Linked DNA regions of Homo sapiens: region 2 is linked to region 1. Evidence: chromatin loops called from intact Hi-C (ENCODE). Cell type or tissue: prostate gland. All regions are shown on one strand. Each heading gives the region's core, and the rest is flanking DNA. Links, peaks and the distances in the headings are about the cores only. Region 1 has its middle 33 kb from the start of RGS2-AS1. Region 2 has its middle 89 kb from the start of RGS1.

Region 1 (10,645 bases), core at 1,195-9,194:
CAATTATAGAATGCTGCGTTCCTTACATCGTGGCCTAGGAGTCTGCCTAGATTTTTGAGGAGGAGGGTAAAGACCAATGTATGTGCTTTGCTTTCCTTAATCCTCAAACAATTTTGTATGATGAGTACCATGGGGTGCAAAAGGGCTAGGTAATTTGCCTGAGGCAAAAAATTTAGTAAGAGTGCAGTGGCAGGAAAAAAGGTTGAGTTCGGCATGGGCCCCACAGCGTCTCTGCAAAGGTGCCTGCCCCGGACTAGCAGCACCAGCAGCGCCAAGGTGTGTTTGGCAGGCAATTCAGTGGGGGTGTGTGTGTCCTGGTGTTGAGGTTGCAATACCCTTGGGAATCTGCAGCTCCTGGCAGGAGAAACCCAGGAGCTGTCATGCCCAAGGATAGCATGCACCCTGCAATTTAGTTCAGGAGCCTATGAAGGTCAGCACTGCCCCTTCATTATCCCTGTGCTTGAGGGATCATGACATTAAACAGTGAGTAAGAAATCACCATCACAGGTTGAGAGAGACCATGTGGATGAAAGGAAAAAATTGTACATTTCAGTACTTTTAAGGGTATGTTTTTCTTGCTTTTTAAACAAGGGGGTTTACATTTTCATTTTGCACTGGACTCTGCAAATTATGTAGCTGGTCCTGGTTATTATGCTTTAAACATCTTATCCACTTATAAATTCCAATCTCATATTCAACTCAACATGCTCTCCTTCCTCTTATGTAAGCTCCTTCAGGGTCAGGGGTGGAGAAAGGCAACATCACTTTAGTGAACATGGTGTTGAGGTAGGAGGTGGGACTTTACTCCTGACCAGATTGAAGACTGGCTGAAACAGGGACTTCTCCATAACATATGCCCCCCTAGTACCATGTCAGTTTACCATTGCCATGAAAACACCCAGAAGTTACCACCCCTTTCCATGGCAATGACCTGGAAATTACCTTTTTTCTATAAGTTCCTAAACAACCCACTTACCCCTTAATTTGCATGGAATTAAAAGTGCGTATAAAAATGACTGCATGACATCCCCAGACCTGCTACTCTGCCTAGAGGGTAGCCCTACTCTGCTGGAGCAGTCACAAAGCTGTAACGCTGTTGCCTCAATAAAACTGGTTTCTTCTACCACTGGCTAGCTCTTGAATTCTTTCCTGTGTGAAGCCAAGAACTTTCCTGGGCTAAGCCCCAGTTCTGGGCTCGACTGTCCCACATCAGTGGGATAGCCCCATGTCTGTGATGGTGAAGATGTTGTTTGGTTTCTGTTTTTCATCGTGGTTGCTCTAGCTGCTTGTCTACAGGCCTCTAGTTGGTAGTTTCAGGCACGATTCATCTGAAGCAGGCAGGAACAATTTGCTTGACCAGGGCTCCATTCCATCCTCTGTGGCCCCAACTCTGGAGACTGATGGCACAGACAAGTACTGTCTTGTGTACCTCCAGGGGAGGATTCAGTTCCTCTCTGCCATGCTAATTTTCTCCTATTCACTAGTACCACTGGGGTGGACTGGCCATTCTGGTGGCTCAGAGGATATCCAACTGGGTAACAAAGTACCATTATCACTGTCTCTCAGTTACCCAAAACTTCAGAAGCAAGTTTCCTTGAATTAAGCTCACATTTTTCGAGACAAAGCATTCATAAAAAGCTGTTAATAAAAGAAGACAGCCTCTCCTTATAAACACTGCCTTCCTCCTCCTCCCCAACATCCCTGTTTGGGGGCATAGAGTTCCCTCTTACATCTCTTATGGCTAAAGGATGTCAAAGCAGGTCATCCTCTCTTGTACCTGAGGGCAGAGCAGGGCTCTACCTGCAAAAACCAAGCCCTCTTTGAACTTGAATTGTGTATCTCTGCTTTCAACAAAACACCAACTCCTTGTCAATCCCTGCAATCATTTGGTAATCTCCTAGGCTAGGAAAAGATCTTAATAAGCAGTTCCTCACAAAATCCTGTATCATTTAACAAGTTAAATGCAGCAAATATACATGCCAACATGATTAATAAATATTTACTGAGTATGTGTCATGTGCATAATATTTAGGGAGATTCTGGGTAAGGCATAGTCCTTATCCTTGAGTACATTTAAAGGATTAAAGAGAAGGGACGTGAACATGAAGATAACAGGAAGAATGCATGATAATATATGAGAGGTGCTAAAAGAATAGCATAGGCAAGCAAGAGTTGTATAAAGTTGGAGAGAGGAGAGATTTCTGTGGCAGAGAGTCTTTCTGATGACATAGAGGATGGAGAACATGAGCACAGTAGTGTCTTGAAGGGTGAGTACCATTAGAGAAGCTGTAAGAAGGAAGAAGTGCTTTTTAGGGAGGGGAAATTATTGAACAAGAGTGGAGTTCAGATTGTCCGTTGTGTTTGAGAAATATTCCGCAATACACAGAATCTTTGCCCACCTTCTCCTTTAAGAGTTCTCAGTGCCTTCACACAGAGCTAGTCTTGCCCCCAGAGCTATCCTACTGTAGATGATCAGCAGGACACAGGGATCAGAGTTATTCATTCTAGATGGCTACCATGACAGTGGGACTCTGCAGGGCCCTCTGGGCTGGCCTTTGGCATTCCAAGGCCAGGACAGAAGGACAATTTGTCATGACCATCAGCAGTGAACTAGTGAGCCACCCACAGACACACATATGCTCGAAGATAGACATTAGTTCTCAGATACTGGACAATACAGATACTTGCTCAGGAAATAAAATCATTTCCTTGAGCCAAAAATATCTGTCTTAGATTGGGCTCCCTAGAAGGAGGGCCCGCGCCAGGGGCTGGAGTACCTGTGATTGAGGATAAGCTCTTCAGGAAAAACCTCTCAGAGACTGAGGGAGGTAGGGCAGGGGAGGCATGGAGCCAGGCAAGGATGTGAGCTCAGATGAAATCTGTCTCAGGCCTGATCCAGGAGATGGGGTGGGTGAGGGGGCTGGGCTCCAGAGCATAAAGTCACACTCCAGAGGGTGTCCTTCTTGAGGTATGATGGCTGTACTTTTGTAGCCAATGACAGTCATGGGCTGTGGGCTCTGGTAGAAGGATGGCAGAGACTAAGGTCCCGCACTCGACCCTACTGGGCAGAGGCTTGGAGTAGGGGAATAGGTGTGAGCTGCTGGCAGCCAATACTCCTAGCAGCTGGGCAATGGGTTTATAAGCTCAATGAAGTAGATGTGAGCAGAGCGAGGCTGGCACTCCATGTAACTACTTCAGTATCAGTACAGGGACTCACATTATTAAGCAGCTTGTTAAATCAAGTTTGGCCTGAAGCTGCCTCCTTACATATTTAAGTTCAGCCTGAAGGTTTTTCCATTCATTCTGAACTATAACAAGTGGTGGTATAAACTGACCATAGCCCACACCTATACCAATCACTGAGTTTTGGCCAATCAATGTAGTCAACTGTTCAGACCGTGTTCAAATAAGGCAAATGCTGATCCATAACAAATTCAGTTGTCTCTGTACCTCACTTCCGTTTTCTTACGTCACTTTCCTTTTGCTGTCCATAAATTTTCTTCCAGCACATGGCTGCACCATAGTCTCTCTGAATCTGCTGTGATTCTGGGGGCTGCCCGATTCACAAATCATTCATTGCTCAATTAAACTCTTTCAAATTTAATTCGGCTGAAGTTTTTCTTTTAACAAGCTCAAGGTCACTCTCCATCCTACTCCACTTCCCTGGGCCACCTCCCCAAAAAACCAGGGCCCATCACAAAGCCTTCTATTGGTAGCTATTCAAAGAGGCCAAAGCTGGCTCATACCTGTAATCCCAGCACTTTGGGAGGCTGAGGCGAGTGGGTCATGTGAGCTTGGGAGTTCAAGACCAGCCTGGGCAACACGGAGAAACTCCGTCTCTACAAAAAATACAAAAATTAGCAGGGCATGGTGGCTTGTGCCTATAGTCTCAGCTACTTAGGAGGCTGAGGTAGGAGGATCACCTAAGCCCCAGAGGTGGAGGCTGCAGTTGCCTGAGCTCACACTCCCGCCTGTGTGACAGAGAGGGGCACAGTCTCAAAAAAAAAAAAAAAGAAAAGAAAAAAGTCAAAACTTCAACATTTCTTTTCCTTGCTCTAGGCCAATGGCTCTTCTAGGCAAGGAAGGGTGTCCCCACCTCATTTTGTGTAAATCAAAACAAGGCAATTAACAGTTCTTCAGTACAAACAGCCCCCAAGGACCAGGAATTGGGACAATGTGTGTGTAGGTTTCCTCTTTTCCAGTTATACAAGGAAGTAACATTGGCCTTGAAGTTGCAATATCTATGATTTATAGTATTTCCAAAATTGATTCATTTTAGAGCATCAGACCAACACACTTCCTCATTAACTGGAAAAAAAAAAAACCAGGGAGACAAATCTACTTTAGACTCCAGATTTTCTTACTGTAATTGAACTACGAAGCTTTTAACATTAATTGTAAAAAGAAAGAGAATGATGCAGTTTTAAATTCATATGAATTCTTATGAGGACAAAGGAAATGGTGTCTTTGGGGAAGTAGGTGGCAGTGAAGTGGGGTAGGGAGAATGACAGGAATGAATTGTTCCGTATCAAAGAAAAAAATTAAAATACTTTTCTTGAAATTGACTTGATATTTCCAAAGTAATCAATTTTTAGAATTGTATACACACAGACATACAAAATGGGATCACAAGGTGCAAATAGTTCTGTAACCTTTTTAAAAATACTAATGAATGTTTTCATCTATTTTAAACATTTTTTTCTCAAAACACGTCTTTAAATGGATAGTCTTCCATTTTATGAATGTGTCACAATGTATTTAATTCATCATCTAGTGAACATTTCATTTATTTGCAGGGCAGTGACATTTTCATTTTAATTATGCACAGTACTAAACAAAGTATCCTGAATAAATAGACTGGATTCATATTGTTTGGTTATAGGATTGTCATTGCCATTGAATAAAATTTGCAAAAGTACGTTTACATTTCAGAAGAATAAAATTTAGTAAGTGGTTGTGTTCTTGACGAAATGCCTCCTGTGACAGAGACCAGTGCTATTTAAAAGTAAAATTTTATTTTAGAATTATCCAACAGACATGTGCTTCCACAAGCAGAATTTTCCATTCCACAGCTTTTGAGTCTAAGGAAATTGGTATAATCCTTATTTCCACAGTAAAATTAAAATAATGCCACAATAAAATCATTATACTAAGCTCTGAGTGACTCCAAGAAAATGATTTTTAATTACAGAAAACACACAAATAATGTTTAATCACTAGCTTTCTTTGTAAATCATTCATTACTAAGAAAATTGGGAAAACATCACTTGATCTGAAAGTCAATACAAGCCACACCATTGTTCAGGTTCTTAGATGTTCTAGAAACTGAGATGTGCCCCCAGCTCTGATGTTCCAGTTGGTATGTCTTGCCAGTTCTTGCCTGTAAATAGAGTAGGGTGCCGCTGTATGATCTCTATTTCCTTCTGTCCCAAGAACAGAAATTCTAATTACGAAAGGATGCAGAAATGCACATGGAGACAGGTCCAGGGCCAAGGGTACTGGATTTCTATGATGTTGAGCTCTTCAGAAAACACACACACTCACAGTTAATTTAAAACAAAATATTAGAAGACTGATCCCAAACTCAGCTAAATCATTAACTAGCTGCCTTAGATTTCACCTTTGTGTGTCAGTTTCTGCATTTATAAAATGAGGAATTAAACTAGAACAGATGTTGACTCATAGATGTTTAGTACTTGAAGATACCTTGTTGAACCAATCCAATCCCTTCCTTTTCCAAATAGGAAACTTCATGCTATAGAGATTAAGTGACTTGGCTGGAGTTGAACAGAGGAAAGGGCAAAGCTTAAATTCATGCCCAGATCATTTAATATCCAAGTCCAGCATTCTTTTTCCTGACCACGGAACTCTACATCTATTTTGCTCTGAAATTTATGAATTTAAGATGATCCAAATGAGGGTTTATTTATACTATGAACGTTAATGACTAGACACCTATAAATTTGTCATGTTTTTTAGGTTGCTCAAAATTGGCAATTAACTAGCCAGATCTGAGTGCTCTTTAAATAGGAGAACATTGTTTTGGTCTTCATCCTTTGAGAACAAATTTAAGCCATGATTTATCTTTCTTGAGTCCATATCTGCCTGCTTTCAGACTCAATCCTGTGGCTAAAAGCATAGCCAAAAATAGTAACAGAAAAATAGATACAAACAAATGGTAAGGCAGCAAATGATGGTAGAGCAGCCTGTGCTGTTTATTAGATTCCAATCTTAAAATAGGAGCAGGGATAATCTGTGGACACAGTCTTATTTTGAAATAAAATACATCATTTCAAACATCAGCTGTCCTTGGGACTAACGTTAATTCAACTTTGCAAGAAATTACTTTGTAGATGACATAGTGGATCAACAGATTTGCCTACAACTGAGAGCCATGTTAGGATAATTTTGGCTCCTTCTCTGGGAGTGGAAGGCCTCAAGCAAGTCTTAACGTGCAGACAGTGGTAGAGGCTTCTTCAGAGGCAGCAAAGTGGGTGGTGGGGGAGGATTCTCTGATTTCAGTCATCTTCTCTGATGTAGATGTTGTTGGGTGGATGAGGTGTTTTTAGCAGCTAGAATCAACAGTTCAAGGGGGTGGGGACCTGAGAAATATGCAGCAAACTGAGAACTGCAAGCTCCTTGGTCATGCAGAATTCACAAGGAGGAGTTGGGCCCAGCGCCAGTGGGTGGAGCTTTCTTTTCTGCCTGTTTATCACGCACAGGTGAATTTCTTTCTTTCTTGTTTTTTTTTTGGAATATATATTTAAATTTTTAAAAATTTATTTTTAGTTGAAAAATAATAATTGTGTATATTTGTGGGGTACAACTGAATGTTTTGATCTATGTATGCATCATAGAAAGATTTGATCCAGCTAATCAACGTATACATCACCTCACCAACACCATTTTTTTGTGTGTGTGGTGAGAACATTAAAAGTCGATTCTTTCAACAATTTTGAAATATACAATATTATTAAGTGTGGTTATCTCTAATAGAGTTCAGGGCAAGTTTATTTGAGAAATGAGAAAGTGAAATTATCCCATTCCCCATTCACTGATTAAGCTTGAGTGTGAATTTTCCTCCCACTCAAGGGCACAAAACGTTAGTTAAACAGACCATTACTCAATCTGCTAGAAAATTCCTAGAGAAATTGACTCCTCCTCGGTTTCCTATAAATTATGATGCTATGTCAACATGCCATAGAGAAGAACTCAGTAAACTTTTCTATAAAGGCCCAGATAGTATTTTCAACTTATCTGGCCATATAATGTTGAAACTACACAACTCTGCCGTTGCAGAGTGAAAGTAACCACAGACAATATGTAAACAAATGAGTGTGGCTGCATTTCAATAACATTTTATTTACAAAAAGAGGGGATATTTTATTTGCAACCCCTGCCAGAAAACATAAACCTATTCCATATCTGTTTTAAATATAGGTGGTGCCATTTTCTTGCAGTTACACAGACAGAAATCTTGGGATAAACTTCTATCTTCTTTTCTCCTTTATTTTCTACATTTAATCAATAATCAATACTGTGGATTCCACCTTCTCAATGTCTTTTCTGTCATCTGCTCAGTGGGGCCTTTTTGGACCAAACTATCTGAAACAGATTCAACTCATTTACTGTCCATCTCATCATGCTGTGTGTCTCCTTAAAAGCTCAGGTTATGACCTAAAGTTACCTCATTTATTTGTTCACTTGTTTATTATTTGTCCTCCCATAACTCCTTGAGGGCAAGGACTCTGCCTCTCTTCTTCACTGCTGTAGAATGCTACTTGGCACAAGACACAGGGCAGGTACTCGGTTAATACTTGCTGAAAGAGAAAGGACCCCAAACCAGTCCTCCTTCTTGTAAATTCTCATATTCTCCAGTACACCCTTCACATGAATTCTACAGTTATTACTTCAAGCAAGGCTCAGTAGTGAAAAGATGGAATATTAAAAATAGGATAAATCAAAGAGGGTTTCGTAAAGGGGCCACTTATACAGTGTGTGCAGGTGAGCAAAAGGAAAAGGAATATAGTGAGGCTGTTACCCATCCTTAGGCATGAAGTGGAAAGTGAGTTGTCAAAATGTGTCAGGAATTGGTGGGTTCTTGGTCTCGCTGACTTCAAGAATGAAGCCGCAGACCCTCGCGGTGAGTGTTACAGTTCTTAAAGATGGTGTGTCAGGAGTTTGTTCCTTCTGATATTCGGATGTGTCCGGAGTTTCTTCCTTCCAGTGGGTTCGTGGTCTTGCTGACTTCAGGAGTGAAGCGGCAGACCCTTGCAATGAATGTTAAGGCTCTTAAAGGCAGCGTGTCGGGAGTTGTTCGTTCCTCCCGGTGGGTTCGCTGGCTTTAAGAGTGAAGCTGCATACCTTTGCAGTGAGTGTTACAGCTCTTAAAGGTGGAGCGTCTGCAGTTGTTCATTCCTCCCAGTGGGTTCGTGGTCTTGCTGGCTTCAGGAGTAAAGCTGCAGACCTTCGTGGTGAGTGTTACAGCTCATAAAGGTAGTGTGGACCCAAAGAGTGAGCAGCAGCAAGATTTATTGCAAAGAGTGAAAGAGCAAAGCTTCCACAGCGTGGAAGGGGACCCCAGTGGGTTGCCGCTGCTGGTTCGGGTGGCCTGCTTTTATTCCCTTATTTGGTCCCACCCACATCCTGCTAGTTGGTCCATTTTACAGAGTGCTGATTGGTCTGTTTTACAGAGTGCTGATTGGTGCATTTACAATCCTTTAGCTAGACACAGAGTGCTGATTGGTGCATTTATAATCCTTTAGCTAGACAGAAAAGTTCTCCAAGTCCCCACCAGACCCAGAAGCCCAGCTGGCTTCACCTCTCAAAAAGAACCTGAGAAGAGAGCGTCTTGTGGAGAGACCCTCTGTTATAGGAACTGTATAACTTGAATGTGGGACGCAGCCTGCCAGAGGGAACTTCCAGGTGGGAGCGGGGGAGTAATTGGCCTCACCTCATTCTCATCACTCCCTCAGACCTCCTGCTGGGACTCTACAGGAACTCAACTGCAGACTAGGAGGCAAAGGAGCCGACGGATGTATTCCACACTGAACAGCATCCTGGGATCCAGAGGGGTAAACAAGACGTCTGGTACCATCACTCCTGGCCCCTCAGCATCTACTTTTCGTTGCAGGAAAAGTTTGTGTCTCCATCACAGGGGACACATGAAGTTCCATCAGCTACCAAATCATAACAGGGTAACATCAGTTGAGTAGCAGCTGTGCCTGAAATGAAAACATTAATGATCACTGAGTTCTCCACGTAAGGTAGCAGAGGAAAAAAGGAAAAACAAATAACACCAACAGTAGCTGATACTATCCCCAAATCTGTAGCTGGACACAGAGCATAATTTGGTAAGCAGAATTCCTTTTTCTACCATACATCCTATCTCTATGTTCTCCTTTCCCTTTGCCAGCACTATGGTTGGACAGGGATTCTCTCCTGGTAGGATAATCTGAACTTTCATTTCTCTAAGTCCTACAATAAATAAGCAAATTGATTCCAGCATCTTCTTTTGAGCATCTGTTTCCTGAGGTCATTTTTGTACTATTAATAAATGTAGCAGGAAATGTATGGCAACTCAAATGAAGATAATTCAAGGAGAGGTTAATAAAAGGACTATGCACAAAGGTATTGTACAGGGTATAAGGAAGTCCTAAGCTATGATTTTGGAGTTCCCCAGGCTACTTACAGGGAAACTCCTTGGCCTGAAAGAAAAAGACTCATTACTATAATCTGGAATGAGAGGGTCCCATGAAGAACACACCTTCAGAACTGTTTTCTTGGGTAGGGAGAAAGAACTATCTTGAAGTAACCCTGCAAGGCAGGCTGTAGGGGAAGTGCCCTTACCTCACTCTCCCTTCTCCAACACTGCTGGGGCTCCCCAGTGGTCAAAACCACACAGAATCCAGAGAACAGAAAAGCCTGTTGATGGGGTGCATACAGAGCAGGTTCTTGTGGGCAGGAAACCAGTTAGAGAAAGGTGAGAGAGGATCTTAAAGAGAAAACAAAGATCTCTGGCACCTTTTTTTTTTTTTTTTAAGTTTTAGGGTACATGTGCACAATGTGCAGGTTTGTTACATATGTATACATGTGCCATGTTGGTGTGCTGCACCCATTAACTCGTCATTTACATCAGGTATATGTCCTAATGCTATCCCTCCCCCCTCCCCGCACCCCGTGACAGGCCCCGGTGTGTGATGTTCCCCTTCCTGTGTCCAAGTGTTCTCATTGTTCAATTCCCACCTCTGAGTGAGAACATGCGGTGTTTGGTTTTTTGTCCTTGCGATAGTTTGCCGAGAATGATGGTTTCCAGCTTCATCCATGTCCCTACAAAGGACATGAACTCATCCTTTTTTATGGCTGCATAGTATTCCATGGTGTGTATGCTCTGGCACCTTTATTCCTAAAAACAACAACAACAACAACAACAAAAACAAAAACAGTCAAATGATTTCTAAGACAAAACAAAATTCCACCTTTGATGACTTTCCATGGATGCAGGGCAGGCAAGCCCCCAAACTGGGACTTAATCTGGGACGGTTCTTGGCTTCACCCAGGAAAGTATTCAAGGGTGAACTGGTGATGTTAAACAGCAACTTTTATTGAAGTGGCAGTGTATAGCAGCAGCAGAGGTACTGCTCCG
Region 2 (10,645 bases), core at 1,656-9,655, 430 kb after region 1:
GTAATCCTTGATTGCTTTCTTGCTTTTCAGCACAACAAGATGTTCCAGACTTATTCAACATATTGTCCAGCCAGTCCTGGAAACAATCAGTTCCCTGAGGACAGAATTAAAGTTTAGAGACCTGAATCTGGGCCCCAGGGGTGGTCATTACTACTGGTTTGCCACTGCTTCTGTAGCTTTTCAGTGAAGAGGTAGTTATGTAATATGTATCTAAAAAAATAAATTCAAGTTATGTATTTTAAAAATAAATTCAAGGTCTATATATTTTAGAAAAAGGAAAAATCATGTGTTCATGTTAATATTTATATTTAAATATATAATTACATGTCTTAATTTATGTTGTTCTACCTTGATAATTCTATACCTCTATTATTTTGCTTTTATACCTTTTCTCCCCAAATTTTCTTAAATTGAAACTCTTGGTTCCTAATTACATGTACATACTTATTTATCTTATACCATATACATATAGTAATTTCAAAATAACAATACAAACATTATTATCATTAACAATAATGCTGCCGAATAAAGCTTGTGATTTCTTTGTGGAGATTTTCATACTTGGGATATATCTCACTAGTGATACTAAAAAAAACCTGCGTTTTAAAGTCACTCGAAATAATTTTTCCCTGTGTGGTTTTGTCAACAATTTGATATGCAGTTAGATCCCTTTACTTCAAAAAATTTTGAGTAACTGCTTAGCTTTTATTTTTGAAATAATCACAGTTTTTGATTACATAGATAGAGCATAAAGCATTTACAGGGTTCCAAAGTGTGTGTGTATGTGTACATATGTATACAAATATGTATACATGTCTATGTAAATACACATACACACACACACACACACACACACACACACACACACATATTCAGAGACATCCATCTTCTGTCCCTGTGTCTTTTGCCATAAGTAACCATCCTAATAATTTTTATTTTATCATTCTATGGTTTCAAAATAAAAGCAAATTTATAGTTATAGTCTTTATTTGAAAGTATTTCTTTAAATTCAAAAATCAGAAAAACTTTCAAACATTGTCTTATTTTGCTTGACCTGGACTTGTAATTAGATGACTATATCAGATAGAAGATTGCTTCATTTTGCAGTATTTTAGAGCCAGAGAGTAGGACAACTTTTAATCAGAGACAGCAAGTACTATAAATCCTGAAGGAAATGTAAGCGGCATCTTATAAATGGAATATCAACTCATATTCATATAGTGATTTTCATTTTACACAGTAATTTCACTATGCATTTATTAATTTAATTTTCACAATAGCCTTATAAGTTTATCTCCATTTTACAAATTTAAAAATGAGACATGGGATAAAAATGACTTTCCCCAGGCCTTCCCAAGTTCACACAGCTAATTCTTGACAGAGGTAAGAGAAGAATTCAGGTCTTCTGCCTCTAACTCTGCATCATATGATACTGCATCTCAAATTACTTGCAAATACATATGGAACTCCTGTGTGTCTTAAACCATATTTTCTGTAGTTGCCATAAGTTACTCCAAATGAGTGTTAGAATTATAAAATTCTCTATTCCCTTTTAGGAGAGTCATGATACAAATTGACATTAATTAGTCTCTAAAACTTTATGTATTATTGGAATATGTTTAATTTTGTATTTCTTAATGCTTCCCAATTTTACAAGACCACAGAACATCCCTCTACCTACTCCCGCCAAATCTGGACTAAACCTGAAAAGATATCAAAGGAACATAGCTTTTTATTAAGTGTGAGTTAATCCATGAACGATAGCTTCAATCAGCAGTAATTTTCTTAACATAATTCATGCCTGAGGATTATATTCAGTTTAGCTGGACATCTATGGCACACCATAAGCCAAATTTTGAAGATTATTCATGTTAGAATTGGATTCAGTCGATCCTTAGTGACTTAACAATCAGGCCTTAATTGAAACACACACACACATTGTTATTGACAGTGTAGAAATACTGACTCATAGAAAAATTCACCCATATTTAGTTAGCAGACTAACAGGAACAGCAGCAGCAGCAGCAGCTGGTCATGCTTCTGTGTGTTGCTAGCAACAAGAAACCATGACAGCAAGGCCCCAAACAGGAACCTCCTGCATTTTCTCATCTGTGATGAGGCACACTGATGCTGGGGATTAATGAGCCTGAAGATATAAAGCAGTGTTTACCACTGGAAAATGTCTCCTACACTAAAAGCAGAGGTAAGTATCAATGCAAACCGAGTGCAGCTATAAAGCCTTGATTTCTCTGGAAATTTATGTACAAACTAATACAAATAAATACTACATTTACTTGAAATAACATGATATTCTTTATTGTCTTAATTTTTGTCATTTTTATTATGATTATTTTAAGTCAACTTGACATATTTTTAGAAAATAGAGAAAACTGTTTTGAAGAAAGAATAGGCACTTAGTAAACTGGATTTTTTTTTTTCTTTCTTAAATTCTAAAAATTTCCTTAAGAATTAAAAACTTTTAAGAAGTAGTTTTATAGAGAGGAAGAGAAAATCTCTGGAGAGTTACATGACACTCAGAGGGTAAGGGGTAAATTAAAAACATGTGTCATGGATGAATTCTTATAAACAATGGGGCAATTAATTATAGGATTGATTTTTTTCCTAAGGTAATTTAAATTTAGTCATCCATCAAGGACCATCAAATTATTGTTTACTGAGTGCACAGGATCCTGATGAGCTCTGTGGGAAATGAAACCCAGATGTGGGGAATTCTAGGTCCATAGTTGCTGCTCTCAGTGGGATGGCAGGCCAGCAGGATCACTAGGCATATGGTAATTATAACATTAGTATCTATACACGTGTAACTACCAAGTCATTCATTAGATTAAAGCACTGAGTGCATGTGTTTGCTTGATAGGGCTGCTGTAACAAAGTATACCACAGACTGGATGGCTTACACAATAGAAATTTATTTTCTCACAATTCTGGAGGCTAGAAGCCTTAGATGAGGGTGTTAGCAAGGTTGATTTCTTAAGAGGCCTCTCTCCTTGTCTTCACCTTGTGTATTCACATGGTCCTCCCTCTATACATGTTTATGCCCTAATTTTCTCTTCTGATTGGACATTAGTCATATTAGGGCCCACTTTGCTTATTTATTTTTAATTATCATCGCTTTACAGACTCTATTTCTAAATGCATTCACATTCTGAGTTTTATAACTTCAACATGTGAATTTTGAGGGGACCTAACTCAGTCCATAATAGTGTATTTAAAAAACTAAAAGACGTTTGAAGAGGGAGATATGATGCAACTTGAGGGAGTATAGTATCAATTCAAATATCACCCCTTACCATAAAATATCTATGCTATGAATAGGCCAGCAGGCATGCAGGCTAGCAGGATGACAAGACATATGACATTGGCATGTTTGAAGTCCCAGACCAGTTTTCCAGAATAACAATTTGAATAGTATTCTATACAAATATGAATAGTATTCTATTCGAATATGAATATGAATAGAATACTATTCATATTGTTATTTGAATAGTATGCAAATATGAATATGAATAGAATACTATTCATAGTATAGAATATTTTATGGTAAGGGGAGATATTTGAATTGAGCAGTGAACAAATGGAAGCCTTGAAAAGTTAGAGAAAAAGTGGAAAGAGGTTTTTCTAAAGGGAAGCCTGTATCATCAGAGGCCAAGGAAAATAAAGCCCCTGATGGATTCAGGAGATGGGTAATACCACAGTTTGCCTACAGGGGACATAGAAGGGAAGTAGGAGGTGAGAAACTGATATCAGTTGCCCCTTCTGGGATATACCAGGAAAGACACACTTTCATCTGTACAGCATTCTTGTTCAGATTACATAAACTTTATCTGATTATCTAAAATATCCAAATTGTTATTCTGGAAAACAACTGGTCTGGGCCTTCAAATATGCCAATGCTATGAAAAATAAAAGAGTCTGGGAAACTCTTCCAGGATAAAGGAGACTAAAGAGGCAACTAATTGCAGTGTGTGATTAGTGATTGAATCTTAGGAAAACTTAAAAAAAATAAAAAGAGGCTGGGTGCAGTGGCTCATGCCTACAATCTCAGCACTTTGGGAGGCTGATGCGGGCAGATCACTTGAGATCAGGAGTTCGAGACCAGCCTGGCCAACATGGCAAAAGCCCATCTCTACTAAAAATACAAATATTAGCCAAGTGTGGTGGTGTGTGCCTGTAAAACCAGCTACTCAAGAGGCTGAGGCAGGAGAATCACTTGAACCCAGGAGGTGGAAGTGCAGAGAGCCGAGGTCGCACCACTGCATTCCAGCCTGGGCAACAGAATGAGACTCTATCAAAAAAAAAAAAAAAAAAAAAAAAAAGAAAGAAAGAAAGAAGGAAAGAAAGAAGCAAAAGATACAAAGGACATTATTGGCATAATTGGGAAAATTTGAAAATGAACTCTATATTACATTGTATGTTGTTTCCTCAATGAGATCATTGTATTATTGTTATATAGGAAAAATGCCTTTTTTCTTAGGAGATATACACTTTGGTATTTAGGGATGAACTGCAAATAATTGTTAAATAATAATAAATAACTGCAAATAATTGTTAAAGGGTTCAACACACACAAACACATACACACTGTAAGAAAATCAAATATAGGAAAGACTTGGAACCAACCCAAATGTCCATCAATGATAGACTGGATTAAGAAAATGTGGCACATATACACCATGGAATACTATGCAGCCATAAAAAAGGATGAGTTAATGTCCTTTGTAGGGACATGGATGAAGCTGGAAACCATCATTCTCAGGAAACTGTCGCAAGGACAAAAAAACAAACACCATATGTTCTCACTCATAGGTGGGAATTGAACAATGAGAACACATGGACACAGGAAGGGGAACATCACACACCAGGGCCTGTCATGGGGTGGGGGGAGGGGGGAGGGATAGCATTAGGAGGTATACCTAATGTAAATGGTGAGTTAATGGATGCAGCACACCAACATGGCACATGTATACATATGTAACAAACCTGCACATTGTGCACATGTACCCTAGAACTTAAAGTATAATAAAAATAAAAATAAAATTAAAAAAGGTTAACATTGAGGAATCGAGACAAGGAGTCTATGGATGTTATATTATTTTTGCATCTTTTCTGTTGATTTCAAAACTTTCAAAATAAAATGTGAAAGGAAAATGAATTTTATGCTAACATTTGGATGCTCACAATTTTAAATTTTACAATTTCTTGTATTTATTTGATCCTCATTGAGCATCTGTTAGTAAATCACCTTATACTCACTTCACTCTAAGTTTGTGGTGATTATTTTTGTGGAAGTATTGCTTTATGATCATCATTAATAAATATGTTAATATAGTGTGATCTCATCATTTACCCTAAAAATGATTACTGAGTTTGGATAACTACATGCCAATTTATTTTCCTCTTAGGTAACAGTGTTGTGTAACACAGTAGTCTTCTAAAATGGTCTCAATATGTACCACCATTATAAAATATTTTCTTGCAAACTTATTTTTTAAGTTCTCATGAAATTGTGGTAGAATTTGTCATGATGTAAAATTCAGTAAATATTCATTACATATGTATGATATGTCTATAACTTCACCAGGCATAGTTCCTGCCCTCAAGGAATTTATGCAATTACCAATATACAACTGGTCAGTTCACTCTAGGAAATATAAGGCAATAATGGGATGACATTTCTCATCTGCCTTAGGAATGAGTAATATGGTGTAATTTACTGGTAACAGTGAGATTTGGGGAAAGACACTTTGATAAATTACATTGAGGCCAAAGATTTGAGTTGTTCCTAAGGAATATGGCTTCCAGAAACTTCTAGCAGTAGATAATTCTTTTAATTTAGAATGTAGTAAGTGTTTTAACCTTTAGTAATTCTATAGGAAAAGTTTTGGCCAAATCAGTTCTTTGGTAACCTATTTTCTGCTGGCATCTAGAAGGAATTCTTTTTTTAAATAAGCTTTCCACCTACTAAGTTGATTAATACCTGGTCAGACAGATATTTGTTTATTCTAGAGGAGTTAGTGGACATGCACTGACTCACTCACCCACTCATATTCTTCCCTAATGTGACCTTCAGCATGTGTTTTCAAGAGCACTGGTTGGGTCAGTGCCAGCCTAAACCATGGAATAAAACCAAGTAAAATGTTGCACAATCTTAAGAGCTTGGCTGGGGAAACACCACACTCCAAATAATAAGTCTACTATTTTCTATGAAAATTATTACAGTTTATTTAATCTAGTTTTACTTTCATGGGGACAGGGGCGAATTAGCATTAATAGAAAATTCATCTCACCATTCAACAGGGTACAAATAATGCCGCCATAAAATTGAAGCAAAATTGGCACTAATGTAAATTCAAATCACTGTTTAACTTTCAATGCAAACCTGTTAACCAAAGAGAGTTGATCAGAAAGCAGACATAGTGGAATTATTTCTTAAAAATATTGTGGTGGTCCTTTCAAAAAACCTTTCAAAAAACCAGCTCCTGGATTCATTAATTTTTTGAAGGTTTTTTTTTGTCTCTATTTCCTTCAGTTCTGCTCTGATTTTAGTTATTTCTTGCCTTCTGCTACCTTTTGAATGTGTTTGCTCTTGCTTTTCTAGTTCTTTTAATTGTGATGTTAGGGTGTCAATTTTGGATCTTTCCTGCTTTCTCTTGTGGGCATTTAGTGCTATAAATTTCCCTCTACACACTGCTTTGAATGCGTCCCAGAGATTCTGGTATGTTGTGTCTTTGTTCTCGTTGGTTTCAAAGAACATCTTTATTTCTGCCTTCATTTCGTTATGTACCCAGTAGTCATTCAGGAGCAGGTTGTTCAGTTTCCATGTAGTTGAGCGGTTTTGAATGAGTTTCTTAATCCTGAGTTCTAGTTTGATTGCACTGTGGTCTGAGAGACAGTTTGTTATAATTTCTGTTCTTTTACATTTGCTGAGGAGAGCTTTACTTCCAAGTATGTGGTCAATTTTGGAATAGGTGTGGTGTGGTGCTGAAAAAAATGTATATTCTGTTGATTTGGGGTGGAGAGTTCTGTAGATGTCTATTAGGTCCGCTTGGTGCAGAGCTGAGTTCAATTCCTGGGTATCCTTGTTAACTTTCTGTCTCGTTGATCTGTCTAATGTTGACAGTGGGGTGCTAAAGTCTCCCATTATTATTGTGTGGGAGTCTAAGTCTCTTTGTAGGTCACTCAGGACTTGATTTATGAATCTGGGTGCTCCTGTATTGGGTGCATATATATTTAGGATAGTTAGCTCTTGTTGTTGAATTGATCCCTTTACCATTATGTAATGGCCTTCTTTGTCTCTTTTGATCTTTGTTGGTTTAAAGTCTGTTTTATCAGAGACTAGGATTGAAAACCCTGCCTTTTTTTGTTTTCCATTTGCTTGGTAGATCTTCCTCCATCCTTTTATTTTGAGCCTATGTGTGTCTCTGCACGTGAGATGGGTTTCCTGAATACAGCACACTGATGGGTCTTGACTCTTTATCCAACTTGCCAGTCTGTGTCTTTTAATTGGAGAATTTAGTCCATTTACATTTAAAGTTAATATTGTTATGTGTGAATTTGATCCTGTCATTATGATGTTAGCTGGTGATTTTGCTCGTTAGTTTATGCAGTTTCTTCCTAGTCTCGATGGTCTTTACATTTTGGCATGATTTTGCAGCGGCTAGTACCGGTTGTTCCTTTCCATGTTTAGTGCTTCCTTCAGGAGCTCTTTTGGGGCAGGCCTGGTGGTGACAAAATCTCTCAGCATTTGCTTGTCTGTGAAGTATTTTATTTCTCCTTCACTTATGAAGTTTAGTTTGGCTGGATATGAAATTCTGGGTTGAAAATTCTTTTCTTTAAGAATGTTGAATATTGAAAGGATCAACAAAATTGATAGACCGCTTGGAAGACTAATAAAGAAAAAAGAGAGAAGAATCAAATAGACGCAATAAAAAATGATAAAGGGGACATCACCACCGATCCCACAGAAATACAAACTACCATCAGAGAATACTGCAAACACCTCTATGCAAATAAACTAGAAAATCTAGAAGAAATGGATAAATTCCTCGACACATACACTCTCCCAAGATTAAACTAGGAAGAAGTTGAATCTCTGAATAGACCAATAACAGGAGCTGAAATTGTGGCAATAATCAATAGCTTACCAATCAAAAAGAGTCCAGGACCAGATGGATTCACAGCCAAATTCTGCCAGAGGTACAAGGAGGAACTGGCACCATTCCTTCTGAAACTGTTCCAATCAATAGAAAAAGAGGGAATCCTCCCTAACTCATTTTATGAGGCCAGCATCATCCTGATACCAAAGTCGGGCAGAGACACAACCAAAAAAGAGAATTTTAGACCAATATCCTTGATGAACATTGATGCAAAAACCCTCAATAAAATACTGGCAAACCGAATCCAGCAGCACATCAAAAAGCTTATCCGCCATGATCAAGTGGGCTTCATCCCTGGGATGCAAGGCTGGTTCAATATACACAAATCAATAAATGTAATCCAGCATATAAACAGAACCAAAGACAAAAACCGCATGATTATCTCAATAGATGCAGAAAAGGCCTTTGACAAAGTTCAACAACCCTTCATGCTAAAAACTCTCAATAAATTAGGTATTGATGGGACGTATCTCAAAATAATAAGAGCTATCTATGACAAACCCACAGCCAATATCATACTGAATGGGCAAAAACTGGAAGCATTCCCTTTGAAAACTGGCACAAGACAGGGATGCCCTCTCTCACCACTCCTATTCAACATAGTGTTGGAAGTTCTGGCCAGGGCAATTGCCCTGGCAGGAGGCAGGAGAAGGAAATAAAGGGTATTCAATTAGGAAAAGAGGAAGTCAAATTGTCCCTGTTTGCAGACGACATGATTGTGTATCTAGAAAACCCCATTGTCTCAGCCCAAAATCTCCTTAAGCTGATAAGCAACTTCAGCAAAGTCTCAGGATACAAAATCAATGTACAAAAATCACAAGCATTCTTATACACCAATAACAGACAAACAGAGAGCCAAATCATGAGTGAACTCCCATTCACAATTGCTTCAAAGAGAATAAAATACTTAGGAATTCAACTTACAAGGGACGTGAAGGACCTCTTCAAGGAGAACTACAAACCGCTGCTCAGTGAAATAAAAGAGGATACAAACCAATGGAAGAACATTCCATGCTCATGGGTAGGAAGAATCAATATCGTGAAAATGGCCATACTGCCCAAGGTAATTTATAGATTCAATGCCATCCCCATCAAGCTACCAATGACTTTCTTCACAGAATTGGAAAAAACTACCTTAAAGTTCATATGGAACCAAAAAAGAGCCCACATCACCAAGTCAATCCTAAGCCAAAAGAACAAAGCTGGAGGCATCACACTACCTGACTTCAAACTATACTACAAGGCTACAGTAACCAAAACAGCATGGTACTGGTACCAAAACAGAGATATAGATCAATGGAACAGAACAGAGCCTTCAGAAATAATGCCGCATATCTAAAACTATCTGATCTTTGATAAACCTGGGAAAAACAAGCAATGGGTAAAGGATTCCCTATTTAATAAATGGTGCTGGGAAAACTGGCTAGCCATGTGGAGAAAGCTGAAACTGGATCCGTTCCTTACACCTTATACAAAAATTAATTCAAGATGGATTAAAGACTTAAACGTTAGACCTAAAACCATAAAAACCCTAGAAGAAAACCTAGGCATTACCATTCAGGACATAGGCATGGGCAAGGACTTCATGTCTAAAACACCAAAAGCAATGGGAACAAAAGCCAAAATTGAGAAATGGGATCTAATTAAACTAAAGAACTTCTGCACAGCAAAAGAAACTACCATCAGAGTGAACAGGCAACCTACCGAATGGGAGAAAATTTTCGCAACCTACTCATCTGACAAAGGGCTAATATCCAGAATCTACAATGAACTCAAACAAATTTACAAGAAAAGAACAAACAACCCCATCAAAAAGTGGGTAAAGGATATGAACAGACACTTCTCAAAAGAAGACATTTATGCAGCCAAAAGACACATGAAAAAATGCTCATCATCACTGGCCATCAGAGAAATGCAAATCAAAACCACAATGAGATACCATCTCACACCAGTTAGAATGGCAATCATTAAAAAGTCAGGAAACAACAGGTGCTGGAGAGGATGTGGAGAAATAGGAACACTTTTACACTGTTGGTGGGACTGTAAACTAGTTCAACCATTGTGGAAGTCAGTGTGGCGATTCCTCAGGGATCTAGAACTAGAAATACCATTTGACCCAGCCATCCCATTACTGGGTGTATACCCAAATGACTATAAATCATGCTGCTATAAAGACACATGCACATGTATGTTTATTGCGGCACTATTCACAATAGCAAAGACTTGGAACCAACCCAAATGTCCAACAACGATAGACTGGATTAAGAAAATGTGGCACATATACACCATGGAATACTATGCAGCCATAAAAAAGGATGAGTTCATGTCCTTTGTAGGGACATGGATGAAATTTGAAATCATCATTCTCAGTAAACTATCGCAAGGACAAAAAACCAAACACCGCATGTTCTCACTCATAGATGGGAATTGAACAATGAGAACACATGGACACAGGAAGGGGAACATCA

What was found. Hi-C counts contacts between places; a loop is a spot of excess contacts. Peaks named below come from ENCODE experiments on the same cell type or tissue, not always from the same donor. Only the 100,000 strongest peaks of a DNase experiment are listed, where the experiment ranks them.
Region 2: it touches region 1 in a loop (5-fold over the local background); 3 of 110 quality-filtered maps call a loop at or near these places.

Annotation. Positions count from the first base shown.
Region 1 is chr1:192,909,812-192,920,456 of GRCh38, reverse strand. No RefSeq gene overlaps it. Among named protein-coding and RNA genes, the nearest start is that of RGS2-AS1, 33 kb to the left of the region's middle. In prostate gland, for the core only: no CTCF peak of the experiment used is centred there; no DNase peak of the experiment used is centred there; H3K27ac peaks cover 844 bases.
Region 2 is chr1:192,481,355-192,491,999 of GRCh38, reverse strand. No RefSeq gene overlaps it. Among named protein-coding and RNA genes, the nearest start is that of RGS1, 89 kb to the left of the region's middle. In prostate gland, for the core only: no CTCF peak of the experiment used is centred there; DNase peaks (open chromatin) are centred at 2,049 and 6,119; H3K27ac peaks cover 3,433 bases.